2 separate regions of the Homo sapiens genome follow, and region 2 is linked to region 1. A link is a loop called in an ENCODE intact Hi-C map of the cell type or tissue named here. Cell type or tissue: heart left ventricle. All regions are shown on one strand. Each heading gives the region's core, and the rest is flanking DNA. Links, peaks and the distances in the headings are about the cores only.

Region 1 (4,392 bases), core at 267-4,266:
TTTTCTAACTTTAAGACAAAGGTACCTACCCAGCGCAGAGCCTGCAACAAGAAGGCTTTCAAGCGGTCACTCCCCAAAATCAAATCCTTCTTCAGTTTCTCATAATCCAAGGAGGGCAGTAATGGGACATCCTTCAATTTCCTACTCAGCAACACAAGTTCAAAGAGAAAGAAAAGGGCAAAAGGGCATGTTTATTACACCTCCTGAGCATTATGACACCCAAGCTAGAGCCTGCTGTTCCCATGGGCTCCCAGCATGACCTCCCGGCTTCCACTTGGAGGGCGGGCTGGGTTCTAGGCTCCTACCTCAGCTTCAACCAGCTCAGCTCTGCCTATTCTGTTGGATGGACTTAGGTTCTGTTTAACATTTTTCCTAAAACAAGGAGTCTTTGCCTGAACAGATTTAGAAACCCCTACATTCACCTTCAGCCAGACCTCCCTAGCATAGGGAAGAAATCACCTTGAGGGCATCATGACTTTCCACTGAAGTTCTGTTTAGAATTTTGGACATAATTCAAAGAAAATTAGCATCAGCAGGCCCCAAGAGTTCTACCTAAACACCTGAAGCCACTGTTCCTCTCAAGCCTGAGCTACTGGACCGGGGGAATATGAACAACAGTCAGGAAACAAGTGTGAAGAGTAAGCAGTCGGGGGCCGGGCGTGGTGGCTCAGGCCTGTAATCCCAGCACTTTGGGAGGCCTGTGCGGGTGGATCACCTAAGGTCAGGAGTTCGAGACCAGCCTGGCCAACATGGTGAAACCCCGTCTCTACTAAAAACACAAAATTAGCCGGGCATAGTGACACGCGCCTGTAGTCCCAGCTACTCGGGAGGCTGAGACAGGAGAATCGCTTGAACCCAGGAGGCAGAGGCTGCAGTGAGCCGAGATCGCACCACTCCGGTCTAGGCAAGACACAGCAAGACTCCGTCTCAAAGAAAAGAAAAAAAAGAAAAAAAGAGTAATTAGGTGGGTGGCTTAGCCCTCCAAGGAGGTAGAAGGTGTGGTCAGGAAGCAGCATGGGAACATAGGCAGGAGATGGGTTGTAGGACAATTTGCAGACCCTCCTCAGGGAGACTCCAAAGACCTCTGGGGAGCCAGGTTTCAGTGAGGAGAGACCTTGGATTGGAGATCCACACAGCTCAGACTGCCCTGCCACCCACCTTCGGTCAGCCAGAAACAAAAGGAATCACCTCAGCTTCCTTGTCGCTAAAACAAGCGTCTTCACGTTTTGTTTTATTGTTGTTTTATTGTAGAAAAGATTAGAGGGCATAGAAAAACTGGTGAGACTAAATGAGGTTTGCAGTCTAGTTCACAGTACTGTATCAATGATAGTTTCCTAATTTTGGTGTAATACTACAGTATTATGCCAAATGCTAAGTGTTGTATACGTATTAACTAATTTTGATCCTCACAATAATCCTATAATAGAATTACTATGATTCTCCTCATTTTGTAAGTGAGGAAACTGAGGCACAGAGAAATTAAACAAGTAATCCCCAGTCACAGGGAGGGTAGCAGGGGTGGGCTTTTAACCCTAGCAGTCTGTGCAGTGATACTGCTGCCAAAGTGGTAGGAGAGAATAAAGCGTGGGGTCAAGGTCAGACTCAGGCAGGGCTGAGGGAGGAGGAAGGCTGTGGGCATCTCAGGTGTGTGAGGAATCACACAGCACCCGTCTTCCCCTCCTCTCCCGCAAAGCTGGCTCAGAGGGTCCCAGAAGCCACCCTGGTCCTCATGCCCAAGTCAAAGGTTCTCAACTTCCTTGCCACCACAGCATCAGACACTCGTAAGGGGGACAGCCCAACTCATCAGGACAGGAGTGCTCAGGCATACACAGGGCTGCCCATGGCCTTGATCACAGTGTGAACCAGCAGACAACATAAATTCAGACAGTGCAACACTCTGTGGATTGCACTATGATAGCAGATTAGATTCACTTCTATACAATACCATATGAACAATTCAACAGGTTTTTTTGTTTGAGGCTTCCTTACCAAAAGAATAGAATTAACAATATAAGATGGCCAGGCGCGGTGGCTCACGCCTATATTCCCAGCACTCTGGGAGGCCAAAGGGGGTGGATCACTTGCGGTTGGGTGTTCAAGACCAGCCTGACCAACATGGAGAAAACCCGTCTTTATTAAAAATACAAAATTAGCCGGGCGTGGTGGCGTATGCCTGTAATCGGGAGACTGAGGCAGGACAATCGCTTGAACCCAGGAGGCGGAGGTTCTGGTGAGCTGAGATTGCACCACTGTACTCCAGCCTGGGCAACAAGAGCGAAACTCTGTCTCAAAAAAACAAACAAACAAAAAAACCACACAGGCAATAAAAAATAATTCTAGTTTAACAACATTACTTATAAGTACTCGTATTTCCTTTAATATTCACATGTAGCTCTAGCTCAAAGGCATTCCTCTAACCTAGGCTGCTAAGTGTTTATTAAAGACACTTTGAATTCCCGTTTTACACATTGCTGTTCTCCTTAATAAAAATTCCTAAGAGCAGTTACTTACACGGGTGCCAAGGAGGCTCGTAACATGGTGGATGCCTGGGGGGAAGAGGACAGAAGAAAACAGATGGTGTTAAACACTGATAGCAATGCACGGATCCCAAATCACCCTAATAGCATGGAATCAACAGATGTGCAAGTTAGGTTTTTTGGGTTTTTTTTTTTGGTTTTTTTTTTTAACTTGAAACACAAACGCTTTATTTAAAGGAGCATCTCAATTCCGTGTGGCGGACAAAAAAAAAGGAGCAGACTGTGACAGACCATTCCCATCGGCCAAGTGGTCGAACCCGACATCCAAGACCCAGCGAGCAAGCAAGCTCAGCGCAACCTCCGGGCTTCTCGCTCTGACTCCAAAAGGGTGAGCACGTCGCCCTCGCGCACGGGGCCTTTTACATTGCGGATGATGGATCGGCTCGTGTCGTCCATGAATTCCACGCGCACCTGCGTGCACTGTCCCTGAGAGCCGGTCCTGCCCAGGACCTTGGTGACCCTGGCCAGCTTGATAGGCTGCACACGGCTGGTGTCCATGATGGCGGCGCGGCGGCGGTCTGGCGGAGAGGCGGTTTTTTTGTTTTTGTTTTTTTTGAGACTGAGTCTTGCTCTGTCACCCAGGCTGGAGAGCAGTGGCGCAATCTTGGCTCACCGCAACCTCCGCCTACCGGGTTCACGCCATTCTCCTGCCTCAGCCTCCTGAGTAGCTGGGATTACAGGCACCTGCCACCATGCTCAGCTAATTTTGTTTAGTATTTTTAGTAGAAACGGGGTTTCACCGTGTTAGCCAGGATGGTCTCAATCTCCTGACCTCGTGATCCGCCCACCTCGGCCTCCCAAAGTGTTGGGATTACAGGCGTGAGCCACTGCGCCTGGCCCAGATGTGCAAAGTTTTAATCCACCAGGATTCACCAACCAAAGTCACATACGATGTAAAAATCAACCCAAACTAAAGTTACACACCACTAATCCAGCTCACAGCCTACCCAGCCCTGGTTTGATGTTACACCACTCCAAGAAAAACTCTAGAGGCTGCTCTGCCTACGGAGTAACCATTCTTTGATTCCTTTATTTTCTTTAGAAAAAAAACAAAAACAACCAAACAAAAAAAAATCCTCTATGGAAAACGATGGGTTCTCCCTGACCAAACTCCCAGGGGCATTTCAAACTGCCTAGTTAAATACATTGTGAAGAACAAAAGCAATATGAATCATTATATTATTCTGGTTTTTTTCTTTATTAAGATTTTCTCTTCAAGTATAAAAATGTGCACTTTGTACCAAGTCAAACATTTTCTACACGTGTTTAAAAAACATTAACAACCCCTCTTCCACCCCACTCTCTTTTAATCCTGATCCTGTCCATAGGCAAAATCATCACCTACTTTACGGAGATTCTTGTCCCATTTATTTTGTGTGTGTGTGTGTGTGTGTGTGTGTGTGTGTGTGTGTGTTTCTTTTTGCCACTACAGGTAGTGCTGTATTATGTACTAAAATACATCTGAGAAACATATAAGCAGATACAGTGTGTAGTGCTTGTTTGAACTGACTCAAATAAACCAACTGTAAAAAGATATTTTGAGAAAATAAGGAAAATCTTGAATATGGAGTGGACTGGTATTAGATACTAAGGAATTAGTGTTAACTGTATTTGGTGTTGTGGCTATGTGCTTGTATATTAAAGCCTCTGATCAGTTAGAAATGTATATTGAATGATTTACAGGTGACATGACATGTTTGGAATTGGCTTTTAAAGAACTCCAGGGTGGGGGCAGGGAATAAGTAGAGGAGAAGAAAGCAAGCAAGATTAGTGAAATGCCATTTATTGCTGAAGCTGGGTGATGGGCACTTGGGGATCCATTTTATGATTCTCCCCTGTGTGCATGAAATTACAG
Region 2 (4,392 bases), core at 243-4,242, 66 kb before region 1:
GGTTTTGCTATGTTGCTCAGGCTGGACTTGAACTCCTGGGCTCAAGCGATCTTCTGCCTCAGCCTCTGAATAGCTAGGGTTATAGGCGTGAGTCACTGTACCTGTCTTCATTTTGGTTTATTTTATTTATTTATTTATTTAGTTAGTTATCTATTTAGAGATGGAGTTTTGCTTTTGTTGCCCAGGCTGAGTGCAATGGTGTGATCTCCACTCACCACAACCTCCGCCTCCTCGGTTCAAGTGATTCTCTCGCCTCAGCCTCCCGAGTAGCTGGGATTATAGGCAGGCGCCACTACTAATTTTGTATTTTCAGTAGGGACGGGGTTTCTTCATGTTGGTCAGGCTGGTCTCGAACTCCCAACCTCAGGTGATCTGCCCACCTTGGCCTCCCGAAGTGCTGGGATTACAGGCGTGAGCCACTGTGCTTGGCCTTTTTTTTTTTTTTTAATTAAAACAAAGCTGTTTTTTAATTAAACGTACTTTATAGGCCGCGTGGCCTATAATCCCAGCACTTTGGGAGGCCGAGGTGGGCGGATTACGAGGTCAGGCGTTCAAGACCAGCCTGGCCAATATGGTGAAACCCCGTCTTTACTAAAAATACAAAAATTAGCTGGGCGTGGTGGCGTGTGCCTGTAGTCCCAGCTACTCAGGAGGCTGAGGCAGAAGAATCGCTTGAACCTGGGAGGCGGAGGTTGCAGTGAGCCGAGATTGCACCACTGCACTCCAGCCTGGGCAACAGAGCAAGACTACATCACAAAAAAAAAAAAAAAAAAAAAAGTACTTTACAATTAAATTTGCTGAGAATTGATAGGCCCTCCCTAACCTCCAGAAACACAGGACAGTTTCTGCATTTGTTCCTAATATTTGCTACCCATTAATAAAAGTTAACTTGAATTGCAGCTTAGCAGTGTGAGCAGGGGGCCTGGGGCAGAACCAGGGCCCCGCAGCTGACCTGCTCACAACAGGGACAGTTGGCTTCCGCTGCCTCAGTTTCTCTAGTGCAACATGCAGGCAAACGCTATTGTTATTTCAATGTCAAATGCATAGATGTAAGAAAACTGAGGTGAAAATCATCACCAAATTGATGGTTCTTGGTTTAAAAAGTTTTGTACCAAGGTTCTAATTCAGAAAGACATGATTCTTGTCAGCGCCTCATTTTCTCTAGCTAGTAAATGGGATCACTTGGCTGCCTCCTTTAAAATCATGACTTACTGATGGAAGAAATTTCTTAAATTCTCTGCTTTTGGAACGCCATGATACTGTGTAGATATAAACAAGTCACTGCCATGGTTTCTGAGAAACACTGAAACCGGCGAAAAGGGAACGGAGGCATCCTTAGGGCTTGGGAGGGGAGAGAGCGGAAGCAAACTGAGCTGCGCTAGTTGAGGTGGGAAGGGCAGCTTAACAAAGAAGCCAGAGCTTCATTCAACCGTTCCCAGTAACACCTGCAGGCAGAGGAGCCCACTACCTGCGGTGGGAAATGTAAGCAGAGAACCTCCCAGCAATGAAGCTTGCTGATAGCAGGCGCTTGCTCCACTTTCTCAATCAGTGCCAGGCAGATGAAAACAACTCTGAGGATGTATCTGGACTTTTAATAATGGGCAAACCCAGAGGTGAGGCCAAGAGGCACCCTCTGAGAATGCCAACTCAGGCCTTCCAGCTGGGAGGGGAGCCACTGCTGCCATCAGTTCTCCCCCCATTTTTTTTTTTAAGAGACAGGTTTTTGCTCTGTAGCTCACGTTGGAGTGCAGTGGTATGATCACAGCTCACTATAGCCTCTAACTCCTGGCCTCAAGCATTCCTCCCACCTTAGCCTCCTGAAGTGCTGGGATTACAGGCATGAGCCACCGTGCCCTGCTCGGGGAAAGAATTCTGCTAGCCTCTCTCAATGCAAGCCTGGCAAGGTGCTGGGTGCACTGGGCGACAAGGGCACCAGCCACTGTGCTAACTTGTCTGAGCTGCTTGTGAATTCCAAACGAAACGACATATTTTAAAATCTACTTTGTGAAGTAAGGGAGTGATGGATAAAGAAATACTCAAGAATAAATGCCTCGTTAGGGTGGGTCTTAAATACCATTGTTGGAGGAATTTGACTAAAATTACTGGTCTTTATGTACCAGAGCAGAATGCATCAGATTACTAATGTTAGAGCTCAGTGATAACTGATTACTTCAAGAAATTAAGAATGCCTCATAAAAAAGGCGCTCGAGCTGAGATGAATTTAGATGTCCTAATGCGAAGCTTCCCCATGGCAGCTTGGTGACCTTATGACATTACAAGATGCTTAACTGGAGGCTTTCGATACATAATACTCCAGACAAACCAGATTCTAAGCAACTGGCCTGAAAACAAAACTAAGGGTGACCACTAAATGCATTTGAAAACTCAGATTCTTACAGATAGAATGCAGAGCAGAATGTGTTCAGGCGGTTTTACACATGACAAGTGAAAGTATCCGGTGTGCTTTCCACTTGAAATAATTATAAGACTTCTATAAGTAGTTTAAATTTGAGACACCTTCTCAGAACGCTGAATTGTAAATCTCACTCTTTGTGAAAATAAGGGAAAAACACTCCACATGGGAGAGCGAGGGTGGACTGAGGTGACCAGGCCAGGCAGCGTGAGGCGCTGACTTCCCCAGTGGAATGGGCCCTGGCCACGTGTGCAGCTTTCCTCCTGAGCACGTGCCCACGACTGCAGATGGAAGCACGTCCGGGATCCTTGAGGGCTCCCCGCGACGCGGAGAAGTCTCCCTCTACATTCATTTCCCCATTCACAAAAATGCAGCCCAGGGTATGACAGTTGGTTTCACAACCAGACCAGTTCATTAAATAAGGATATGACAGAAACCGGAGAACCCAAACAACCTTTACTTCCCTAATTCTCCCAGTCTCTTGCTTTCGCCGCTCAGTTTACTTGCTTAAACTTTTTCTGTACTCTAAGCAAAAACAGCAAGAAATGTGGAGATGATGGCAAAGTCGCCCTAGGAAAAGCAGGGCTTATCGCAATATTTAATACACCCAATAAGAGAAGACCTGGAGGCTCAGTGGGACAGGAAGTGAAAGAGCAGAAAGCTTCCATGAGGTTAGAGGGAGAGGGACCCAGTGCCCCAGCAGTACCACAGACACCGCGCTTCACATGGAGAAGAGGAAGAGGGTAACCGAAATCAGGGCCCCTTCCAAACAGGATCCTAAGAGTGTGCTCAGGACACAACGGGCAAAGGGGAACAAAAGACCTAGGGACCAAGGCAGGGTATGTCCCCGCCCCAACCTGGAGCAAGTGAAGATGGGCTAGTTAAGAAGAAACCACCACTCCAGGACTGGACACACTCCTGACCCAATGAAGGGATTTTCTTACATGCCAGCAGGAATGTCATAAAGACAAAAAAAACTATTATTCAATATAATGTCTATGTTCTGAAATACTGTTTAGATGAATCTTAAAGTTTCACAGAAAAAACCTCAGGAAAAACTCCCAGGCTGCTGCTACCCAAAGTGTGGCCTGGGACCAGCCTCCTCCCACCCCTCCTTTCCCCACTGAGGGTGCTCTACTTCTCTGCCAGCTGCTTTCCATCCCCGCTCCATCCGGGCCAGCCCTGGCCTTGGCTCTCTCTAATTCTGGCCAGGCAGCACATGAGGAACCTCCACTCCAGCAGACTTCGGCTTGCCTCTAGACCAGTCAGGCCAGTCTGTCTCTAGATCGCAAGGGCGGCGTTAAAAACAGCTGACAGGCATTGAGTCTGCCTGGCACTTGACATGGATTGTTTCATTTGATCCTCACAAGCACCTGATGAAAAGGGTATTAATATTCTCGCTTTACAGATGAGAACACTGAGGCTTGGTGAGGTTCACCAGCTTGCCCAAAGCCACACACAGCTGGTAAGTTGTCAGGCAGGACTCAAACACAGGGAGTTAGCTTCTGAACCCTTTCTTGGTGTTCAGATTCTGCCAGTCACTGACTCGACATTCAGCAAGTATTAACCATGCATCTATCATTTTTGTGGGTCTCTGGCAGGTATAGAGAGGCTTCCATGCTTGGCCCCACCTGTTCCCTGTTGCCTTGGACTTGGAATAAGGACAGGAAGAGCATGCTGATCAAATGCACACATGATACAAGACAAGGATGTGATCCAATACCTCAGTGAGCTGTGACCATCAGCTCACCTGCCAATAAGATGCCTACCAGGGATTAAGACAGGTCCCAGCCTTGGCTTTAATGCCACCCCCTGCCACTGCCTTTTCTGGATTAGGCTTATTCTATATAGCTCCAGAAGAAAGACCAGCGAGTGGACACTATACGGAAGAAAAGGAAGGAAAGGACACTATCTTTTTTTTTTTTTTTTGTCCATGAGGGGCCACAGATGAACTTGCTGTTCACATCTCTGTCATGATG

The links. Hi-C counts contacts between places; a loop is a spot of excess contacts. Peaks named below come from ENCODE experiments on the same cell type or tissue, not always from the same donor. Only the 100,000 strongest peaks of a DNase experiment are listed, where the experiment ranks them.
Region 2: it touches region 1 in a loop (9-fold over the local background); 1 of 110 quality-filtered maps calls a loop at or near these places.

The regions. Positions count from the first base shown.
Region 1 is chr2:231,254,740-231,259,131 of GRCh38, reverse strand. It overlaps ARMC9 (armadillo repeat containing 9), which reads right to left. Exons shown (of 25, transcript NM_001352754.2): 10 at 2,512-2,546; 11 at 30-141. It also overlaps the pseudogene RPS28P4. Among named protein-coding and RNA genes, the nearest start is that of ARMC9, 58 kb to the right of the region's middle. In heart left ventricle, for the core only: no CTCF peak of the experiment used is centred there; no DNase peak of the experiment used is centred there.
Region 2 is chr2:231,320,509-231,324,900 of GRCh38, reverse strand. All of the region lies in intron 19 of ARMC9 (armadillo repeat containing 9), which reads right to left. Among named protein-coding and RNA genes, the nearest start is that of MIR4777, 40 kb to the left of the region's middle. In heart left ventricle, for the core only: no CTCF peak of the experiment used is centred there; DNase peaks (open chromatin) are centred at 2,690 and 3,590; H3K27ac peaks cover 921 bases.